Linked DNA regions of Homo sapiens: region 1 is linked to region 2. A link is a loop called in an ENCODE intact Hi-C map of the cell type or tissue named here. Cell type or tissue: CD14-positive monocyte. All regions are shown on one strand. Region 1 holds the start of LOC124902254 (a long non-coding RNA gene). Region 2 overlaps AKNA (AT-hook transcription factor).

Region 1 (5,000 bases), 160 kb before region 2:
AGCAAATATATCAGCCTTCCATAAACAGGTCCCCAAATGTCCTCTTTCCTGGATTCTAAAGCTGTAGGCTGCAGGGAAGAACAGAGTAAAATGATGTAAAAAAGGATATTCCCAAATACCTGTGTGTTAGAGCCTTAGAAGTGGTAATTTACAATGTTAGCTTGCTTAGGAATTAACAAACTCCCCAGCCAGGCCTTAACCATGCTAAAGTTTGGGAAACACTGTCTTCCTTTAGGATTCCTCCATCCCCAACACTGTTTATCCCCATAAAGGCTTGACCAGAGAGGTGAACCTTTCCTGTCCCCATCCTTAACTATCTTGCAGCAAGATTCCACTTGTGTAAGGTCAACTGACGTACTGGAAAATCTGAGGAAGGGTGGTATGTACCCAAGAGGTTAGAGATGGGTTTTGGAGATGGACCTGGGTTCATCTGACAGTGTAACTTGGCTGTGACCTTGGGCAGGTCCCTTTGCCTTTCTGTTACTCAGATATCCTACCACCAAACCTGGCCCATAGTCCTCACAAACATGTCATTGTTGCTGTTGAACATCAGAAATCTGGAAAATATGGCAGTGGAGGTCCTGCTGCAAGCATTGTAATGAAAAATGGTATGGACTGCCTTCGCTTGTCTTTGAAAGTCTTCTGTTATGCCTGCTTAGTTTTTTTGTTTGTTTGTTTGGTTGGTTGGTTGGATTTTTTTAGGTGGCATTGGAAGAAAATACTGGACTCAGGGCCCATGTGATCCACTGTAGCTGTTTGAATTGCAGAGTCATTTACTGAATGTAGTCAATATCCCCACATAGACAGAGTTTCTTTAAAAACGTAATTGCTCCTATCTGGCTTTTGGCATCGGCATTTTTGCTTTATAGCAGTAATAAAGCCTGGTGGTTGAATAGAATTCTGTGTCCCCCCACCGTCCCTTCTGATGATCTGTGAGGCCTTATAGCAATGTGGGTGGCATACCAGACAGTTGCATGACCCAGAGTGTGACAGCATTGTCCCCTGGATCAGCTGCATCCATAACTTCGTTTCCCAGCAACCTTCCCTGATGGCCTCCCCAGGGACCCTGATGAGGAGGGAGAGGAGGTGGCTGTTTTTAGAGCCCATTAAAGCAATTAATGCAGGTGAAATTGGTGATTTGTTAACATGGGCTTCTGCACTTAAAAAAAAAACCCTGTAATTTATTTGAGCTACATCTGAAAAGGTGTACAAAGTCTCATTAAGAGGTTTCTGATTAAGAAAAGAAACGTGGTCCAGCTTTCAGAAATTAACCTCCCATGTGGATAGGAAAACTTTGAAAGTCAGGGGAGGGATTTTCCTTCTGCCATGTCCATCCTCCTGTCCCTGGACGGAGGGGTGGCATCCTTTGTAGTGTTTGGACCCAGTGTACCCTTTTCCTTTTCTTCATCTCTTTCCTTCTGCCTCCCTCTTCTTTCTCTTTAGAGAATCATACATTTCTCCCAAATTTTCCCTGACTCTCTTGAGCCCCTCTCCTCCTGCAAGTCCTTCCAATCCTGAGATTTTTAAGTCTGCTTCTCAGGTCCATATACATGTACAGCTCTCCCTCAAATTCCTCTTTCCCCAAATGTCTGCATCTCCACCCATCTTCTAGCCTTGTTGTCTCTGCACAGGATCTGTGCCTCCTTTTAGTGTATTTATCTATTTTTTAATTGCCTTCTCGTTGTGCTTTCTCTCGCTCTTAAATTGTGGATATTTCCCCTGCTCTTGTTCCCCACTTTCTCCCACTTGAGTATTGCACCAGCCCCAGGGAGGCTGGACTCTCCAGGCTTTACTTCTTTCCAGCACTTCTCAGACCACACCTCCCTCTTCCCCGTCACCACCATTGCCACCAGCACTGCCGAACTGTAGCATCCTCCTGGCCAGCCTGTCTGTCTCCTGTCTTGCTCGTCTGCCCACCGGTCTGATGTCCATCCTGTTGACCGGGTACACTCTCTAAATACATATCTCATCAAGCTGTGCCCTGTCTACAACCCTGCTCTTGAGCTGGGAGCCTGCAGGGCAGACGCCAAGCTCCTCAACCTGGTGTTTGGGCTGCCCATGCTCTGATCTTTACCAGCAGTCCTGTTCCCCAAGTTGTGTCCACTCTTGGCCAAGCAAGCAACATACCCTCCTCTGAAGCAAGGCTTTCACTCTCTCCACCTGTTGACACCACTTATCCTGTTAGGTGCAACCTCAGTACGTCCTCTCCAGAGGACCTGCCTGCTCACCTCTGCCGCTGTCCCCACCCTGAGGAGCCTGCTCTTCCCTCCTGAAACCCGCTCCCCCCCCCAGTGTCATGGCCTTTCTCACTTCTGTCATGACACAGATAATGCATTTCTTGGTGTTTTCTTTTCTTTGTTGCTCATTGTATGATAATAACCTTTGATAGAGGGCTTAGAATGAACCAGACACTGTTTTCAGTGTACGTGTATAAACTCAGTTAAGCCTCATAATCACCCTGTGAAGTTCAAGTAGGTATCATTTTCATCACTTTGTTTTCCAAAATTGCCAAGAGTTTGTCACTTGCCAGTCATCCCAAAGGTGGAAAGTGACAGAGCCAGGATTTACACCTAGGTTTTGTTGACTTGAGGGGTTGCGTCTTTGCCCCAACAGCAGAGAGAAGGGATGCCCCACAGTGCTCGAGCCTGAGCTCCGAAGCCCTGGGTTTCCAAGACTGGCTCTGCCACTTTCTAGCTGTGGGGCCTTGAACCAGCTTCCTAACGTCTCTGATTCTCAGATTCCTCTTCAGTGAAATTGTAATGGGAATAATAGTAAAGTAGCAGACAAGTTACTTACCTTCTCTGTTCAGGTTTCCTCATCTCTAAAATGGGGATACTGATGATTATGCAGACAATGTGTTAAAGCACTGGGTGCATCTATTGGTCTGAACATTTGATGATCATTTACCATGTTCAAACTCCTGTGTTGGGATCTGTTTTCCTACCAGATGCTGCTCTTCCTGGCAGTGTAGAAGGTACAAAACAGATAACACGCACAAGATGTTTACAGTACTTAGCGCACTAAAAAATATCACCACCACTGGGAATCTTCTGTGACATCACAAGCTCTGTGTGGGTTTCATGTAAATCCCCCACTGACACTTCACCATACCCCCCCGGGAGAGGACTCTGAGAATTGGAAGAGGAGGTGACCCATCACGGGCACACAGTCAGGGGCACACAGTCAGGGGTGGTGGGACTAGGATTTGAACCCAGGTATTCTGGCCTCCAAAGTGCATGCTCATTGCCAGGGCTCTCGGCTGGCTGCTAACGGAGAAGCACGGCATACAGCCCAGCGTGGTGCTGGCAAGAGCAGGAGTTCAGTAAATGTGCGTTTCCTCCCTGAGTTTTTTCCTTGTGGAAATGGCTTTGTAGCTATTTGATGAGAAAACCTAGGCTGCAGCTTCCCTGTTCTCCCCTGGGCACACTGTATGCATTTTATTGACTAGATTTCAGGGACAGAGGTGGCATTGGGCACTTTTTCCTTTTTGTTTTTTTCCTTTTTCCTCTCTCTTATCTCTCTCACCATGCCTTGACCTTTGTCAGGTTTTTATTTTGTACGTTGTCTGTGGAAATTCCCTGATAGATAACTGGTGACTTGTGAAATTATCTCATTGAATGGTGGAGTCTCTGAATTTGTCTACACTGCCTGATCAGCACACTTCAAGGATGAGAGGAGGGTCTCTCTCCTGGGCCTCATGTGAAAGGCTGGTGGTCATTAACTCTGCTGTCACAGACTGGACAAGTTAAAGGGGCATTTTGTTTGGTCATAGGAAACAAATGGAATAGAGGAATTTGTCTAGGCTGTTAAATAAAACGTTTTTTCTCCCCACCCCCCCACCCCCACTTTTTTTTTTTTTTTAAAAAAAAGATAGGGTCTTATTCTGTTGGCCAGGCTGGAGTGCAGTGGCGCGATAACAGCTCTCTGCAGCTTTGAACTCCTGGGCTCAAGTGATCTGCTTGCCTCAGCCTCCCAAGTAGCTGGGACTACAGGTGTGCACCACCACACCTGGCTAATTGTGTTTATTTTTGGTAGAGATGAGGTCTCACTATGTCGCCCAGGCTGGTCTCAAACTTCTGGGCTCAAGCGATTCTCCTACCTCGGCCTCTCAAAACACTGGGATTACAGGCGTGAGCCACTGTGCCTAGCCTCTTTATTTTAATTACCTAACATATATGGACTTAATTGTTTTTCTTTTTTTGAGATAGGGCCTTGCTCAGTCACCCGGGCTGGAGTGCTGTGATGCGATCCTGGCTCACTGCAGCCTCAACTTTCCAAGCTCAAGCAATTCTCCTGCCTCAGCCTCCCGAGTAGCTGGGACTACAGGCTTGCGCCACCATGCCCAGCATGGTGTGTATATATATTTGTGTGTGTGTGTGTATTTTTTTTTCTTTTGTAGACGTGGGGTTTCACCATGTTGCGCAGGCTGGTCGTGAGCTCTTGGGCTCAAGCAATCTACCCACCTCCACCTCCCAAACTGCTGGGACTACAGGTGTGAGTCACCACGCTGAGCCTGGACTTAATTTTTAAAACTTGAAAACTTCAGAAAAACGCCAAAAGACCCTCCCCAAGTCAGTAATAATTGTACCCACTCACCTGCCAGAAATAATCACTATTGACAATTAGAGTACCCTGTGTGCATCTGTGTATGCATTTGTATTGGGAATTCTTCCCAAAGCTGCCATTCTGAGCATCGTTATCTAGCCTATTCGTTACACCAAGCGATGTATGATGACTGTGTTCCCACCTTGATAAATGTTTCTACACTGTGATTTTTTAATGATTGCATAATATATCGTAGTGAAGAGGTACATGATTTATTTAACTAATTTCTTCTTGTTAGACAGTTTGTTTTTTAATATTATCCATATTGCTGCTTTAGACATCCCTGCACATTCATCTTTAAGCACATTTCTAATAATTCCTTGGGCTGTCTTTCTAGAGGTGGCATTGGCTCGGGGGAGAGGCGCAATTTTAAAGCTTCTGATTAACTGTTGCCA
Region 2 (5,000 bases):
CTGAGAATCCTAACCATCTTCCATTTTCCTTATGGGTTTTCTCCGCAAGTAAGTGATGAGCACTGGGTTTTTTTTAATAGACTTTATTTTTTAGGACAGTTTTAGATTTATAGGGAAATTGAGCAGATAGTCCAGAGAGATTCCCACAATCCTCCTCACTCCTGCACAAACAGTTTCCCCTATTATTAATATCTTACAATAATGTGGCACATTGGCCACGTTAGTGAAGCAATATCCATACATTATTGGTAACTGAAGTTCGTAGTTCCTTCAGGCCGTTTTCCTCCAAAGTCCTGTCTCTGTTCCAGGATCCCATCCACGATCCCATGTGGTATGCGATTGCCATGCCTCCTTACGCCCCCTCGGCTGTGACAGATCCTCAGACCTTCCTTGTTTTTGATGACCTGGACATCTCTGGGGAGTCCTGGTCGGGAATATTGTAGGACTTTTTGCACAGATTCTGGACGTAACATCAGTCAAGCCAGGAGAGGCAGGGCAGCCGAGACAGAAGTGGCTTGGGTTTGGAGTTGGCCAGAGCTACCGTGGAGTCCCATCTGCCCCCTAGTAGCACTGTGGCCTTGGCAAACTAACTTCCTCTCAGAGCCTCCACTTCCCCATCTGTTAAATGGAGGAAGAGTCTCAACCACGTACTTAATCCTGTGCGTGAGGATTAAGTGTGGCACGTGGCAGGAACCAAATGAGAAGTGTGTGGAGTTTGTGGTGCCATTTGGTCACGTGCTCATTGCTGAGCAAACAGTAGCTTCGCCATCACAGAGAATGTTGCTATTGCTCAGTGTTGTCACTAGTAGGAAGAAGAAGGAGTAAAAGTGGGTTCAACATGATAGGATTGTGCAGGGACAAAAGCCCAGTCCCCAGAAGTAGGAAACCTGTCTTCTTGTCTCAGCTGTCAGCAGCTACTTCTCTGCCTGCTTCCCCTGCTGTGAAATGAGTCGATTGGGACTGGATGTCTTCAGTGGCTGTGTTGCCAGAAGCCTGGGTGTGTAGGCAGTGAGGGCCTGCGTCACTGTGAGGGCTGGTGCTTGGTGGAGCAGGGACCCAAGGCGCCATCCAGCCCTGGTCCTCTATTCGGGGACCAGGCCTATAAATGTGCTTTTAAAAATTTTTTATGTATATGTGTTTTCTGAGACAGGGTCTGGCTTTGTCGCCCAGGCTGGAGTGCAGTGGCGCCATCTTGGCTCACTGCAACCCCCATCTCCAAGATTCAAGCTATTCTCATGCCTCCTCCTCTCAAGTAGCTGGGAATACAATAGTGTGCCACCACACCCGGCTAATTTTTTTGGTATTTTTGGTAGAGATGGGTTTCGCCATGTTGGCCAGGCTGGTCTTGACCTCCTGGCCTCAGGTGATCTGCCCGCATTGGCCTCCCAAAGCACTGGCATTACAAGGTGTAGCCACCGCGCCCGGTATGTAAATTTGCTTTCTTGCTGCCCTCTCAGCTGAGTCTAAGCAAGTCGCTAAGGAATCTTCCACTCCAGCAGAGATGAGAACCAATGCTGCATGCTCAGACCTCCAGCAGACACGGGGGAAAGCGCCTGCCAGTGTTCCAACTCATTGATCGGGAAAGGTTTTGCCCAGAATTTGGTGACCCCACGGTAGCCATGGAGTCTTTACTTCTCCTGAGGCCCCATTTCACATTCTTCCAGGCTCAGGCCTGTGGGCAGAACTCACCAGGTTGCTGTTTCCAACTCAGGATGGGCGGGTTATACCTATGCCTCAGTTTCCTTCTCTGCGAAATGGGTTGTGCTGAGGATTGAATGAATTAATGCATGGAAAGCCCATAGTACATAGAAGTTGCCAATAATGATGGTGCTTCTAATGCTGCTAGAATTTGCGCTGGTGACACCCTGAAATTTCTCCAGCTGCTGGTCAGCAGGACTGAACGGGCCCAGTGGTTGAGACCAGTGTAGTTTGGAAAGCGGAGTGGGCCTGTGCTGCCCCCTGCTGGGCAGCCGTCCCATAGCCCCTGCAGCCGAGACTTTCCAGCCCAGAGGGACTTTTTCAGTGTTGGCCCTAGGGAGAGTTTTGGGTAACTTTCAGGCCAAGTTGGTCATCAAATTAACAGAAGGTGGGGGTGTATGAAAACCCAGCCCAGACAGTCCCTACTTTTACAATGGTTCGATTTATGATTTTTCGACTTTACAGCGGGTTTATAGGGGCATAACCCCATCGTAATTTGAGGAGCCTCTGTAGTTACTTACACCAGACGGTCCCTAGAGGAGGGAGTGCAGGCTGCTGTTTTGGGGATGCAAGAAGCCCGTTCATACAGTTCAGATTATTTTATCAGCATCTGCTGCTTGCCAATTAGCACACATTAGATATGTGGGGAGAGTCGGGCCCAGGTGTGAACCCATGGCTGCCCCTTCCAGCTGTCTGACTCTGGGTCTTAGGAGCTCACGTTTATGGAGCACTTACCGGAGCCAGGCAGTGCCAGCTTTTTACCTGAATTTTCCATCAGCTCTAAGCTGAGAGGTTGCTAACTGTGGTCGTTTTAGGTGGGAAAACAGAGGCCTTGCAAAGTGACTTAGCTTGTCCAGAGTCCCATGAGTAGCCCAGCAGAATGACTGGGATTTGGGGCAGGGCTCCAGGGCCTGAGCTGCTAAGGCTGGTGCATTCTACTGCCTCCTGAATCACTTAGCTTCTCTGAGCTCCGCTTTGCTCATCTGTAAAATAAAGATAAAGGCACCAACTGGTACATGGGTACCAAAGATGAGGATGCCAGCCCTGGGCTAGGCACTGGGTTTAACTGTTGGAGGAACTGTCAGACTGTTTTCCACAGTGGCTCCACCATTTACATTCCCACCAGCAGTGCTGAGGATTCCAGTTTCTCCACATTCTTGTCAACACTTGTTGCTATCTGTCCTTTTTGATGTTAGAGGGTGTGCAGTGGTTTCACTTTGCATTTCCTGATGGCTAAGGATATGCATCTTTTCATGTACGTATTGTCCATTTGAATAGCTCCTTTGGAGAAATGTCTGTTTGGATCATCTGTTTCTACACACTGTATAACAATGCAAGTTAGACAGCAGGGGCTCAGGAATAAAGCCAGAGTTTACAGTGTGCCAAGCAAGATGCCAATGAATGACTCTGCTGCGTCCTCCTAAACTTATTCCTGATTTAGGTCCATGCTTCTTTATCTCCCTCCTCCACCACACACACCCTTTATTTAACAGTGCTGAGGCCACACCCCCTCTTGCCCACTGCTGGTTTCCTTGAACCCTAAACTTAGTGGCCCTGATGGATGCCATTGTCACCTCTTAGGGAAATCCGTGCTTCATCTCAATGGGCTTGTCAGCCCATTCCCACAGCACTTTAAAACAACACCTCACATTCCTATAGGACTGGGCTAGGAAGGATGCTCTTCTACCCACTTCCCAGGACATGGGGCCAGACCCTCCCACTCCTGCAGAATCCCTATTATTATTATTATTACTATTATTAATTATTAATTATTGCCTTTCTCCAGCACCCCTTGCTTGGCAAATGGAACCCCCAGATATTCTTCCATGAGGGGGTTTTGCTATCAAGCCTAGGGTGATCCTGGCCTCCCCAAGATCCGGCTCCAAGAAGATTGCAGGAGTCCATGTTTTCTTGTCCCACTGTAACCCCAGAGCCTGGCACGCTGGCTGGCATGTACTAGATGGGCAGTAAATCAGATGAACAGGTAGATTGAACTTCCTGTCCTTGAACACCTGTTCTGGGTCAGGCACTCATGTTGTTATCTTCCTTCATCTTTCTAAGAAATCCCTGGATGTGTGCCCATTATTCCCATTTTAGAGGTAAAGAAACTGAGACCCAGAGAGTAGGAGCCACTGGCCCAGCTGGGATTTAGAAGGGGGTTGACCCCACACACGGTGCTCCTCGGCTTGTCCCCAGCCCTCCCCATGTGTAACGAGCCCACTCACTTCTCTCCTCAGGTACTATGCGCCTGCAGGACCTACCTCAGCCCAACCAGCTGCCAAGTGGCCGCCCACAGCCTCTCCCCCACCAGCCCGGAGACACCGGCACTCCATCCAGCTCGACCTGGGCGACCTAGAGGAGCTCAACAAGGCCCTGAGCCGGGCCGTGCAGGCTGCCGAGAGCGTCCGCTCTACCACCAGGCAGATGAGAAGCTCGCTGTCAGCCGACCTGCGCCAGGCTCACAGCCTGCGGGGCTCCTGCCTCTTCTGACTTCACTGGGGGCCCAGAGGCAGATGGGTGGGTGGGTGGGCAGGTGGCCTGCCAGGCCAGGAGTGGGCTGGAGCTGCTGAGGCCCAGAAGGCCCGCATAGTTCCTCACCAGGAGGGTCTCCCTCCAGCACAGGTCCCGCCTGCTCAGTCCCTGTGCTTTCCAAGTGGAGGGGGTGTCAGCTCGGTCACCAAGAGAAGTGACTTCCCAGGAGCACCAGTCCCCTCACAGAGGTGCTGTGAGCGAGGCCTCCTTCGGTCCAGGCAGAACCTCAGGCAGTCTCTCCTGGTCCTGCATGTGTGCAACTCCAGCTAATAATAGGTATTTTATATACAGATGGACAGATATTTTTTTAAACTGGGGAGTTTTCCTGATCTTGGGTCCTCTTTAGGGGGCCAGACAAGAAAGGCCTACGGTTTCTGGAGCAAACCTGTCCCCCACCTGTGACCAGTCACTCTGGGGCAAGCATCACTGGGAAGGGCATAGCCGGAGACCTTTCTCCTAGTGACTGGTAGTCAGTGGGGCATTTTAGGATGTCAGGGCCCCAGGGTGACATGTGTCCAGCTTTTCTATGGCAGCAGAGGCCTTTCCCTCAGACAAGCTACAAAGTGCCCAGGATGCCATCCACCATGGTCCCCTTCAGTACCTCACGCATGGTCCCCAGCTTCTCCTAGGATCCCAGTGGCGTTTATCAGTGGCCAGCTACCTGCCAGGCCCGGGCTGGGGCACGGTCTGCGGCCATGAGGCCAGGCCGCCTCCCGCACCCCTACCCCGTGGCAGCAGCATACCTCTGCATTTCTGGAATGTGTGTGCAT

What was found. Peaks named below come from ENCODE experiments on the same cell type or tissue, not always from the same donor. Only the 100,000 strongest peaks of a DNase experiment are listed, where the experiment ranks them.
Region 1: it touches region 2 in a loop (2.1-fold over the local background); 24 of 110 quality-filtered maps call a loop at or near these places.

What each region holds. Positions count from the first base shown.
Region 1 is chr9:114,492,218-114,497,217 of GRCh38, reverse strand. All of the region lies in intron 1 of WHRN (whirlin), which reads left to right. It overlaps LOC124902254 (a long non-coding RNA gene), which reads left to right and starts at 4,318. Exons shown (of 2, transcript XR_007061743.1): 1 at 4,318-4,350. RefSeq lists a silencer at 2,835-3,129. In CD14-positive monocyte, no CTCF peak of the experiment used is centred here; no DNase peak of the experiment used is centred here; H3K27me3 peaks cover 469 bases.
Region 2 is chr9:114,336,242-114,341,241 of GRCh38, reverse strand. It overlaps AKNA (AT-hook transcription factor), which reads left to right. Exons shown (of 22, transcript NM_001317950.2): 22 at 3,936-5,000. The coding sequence ends at 4,188. Among named protein-coding and RNA genes, the nearest start is that of ORM2, 8.9 kb to the right of the region's middle. In CD14-positive monocyte, CTCF peaks have their summits at 1,746 and 1,952 (motif pointing left); DNase peaks (open chromatin) are centred at 681 and 1,971; H3K27ac peaks cover 3,261 bases.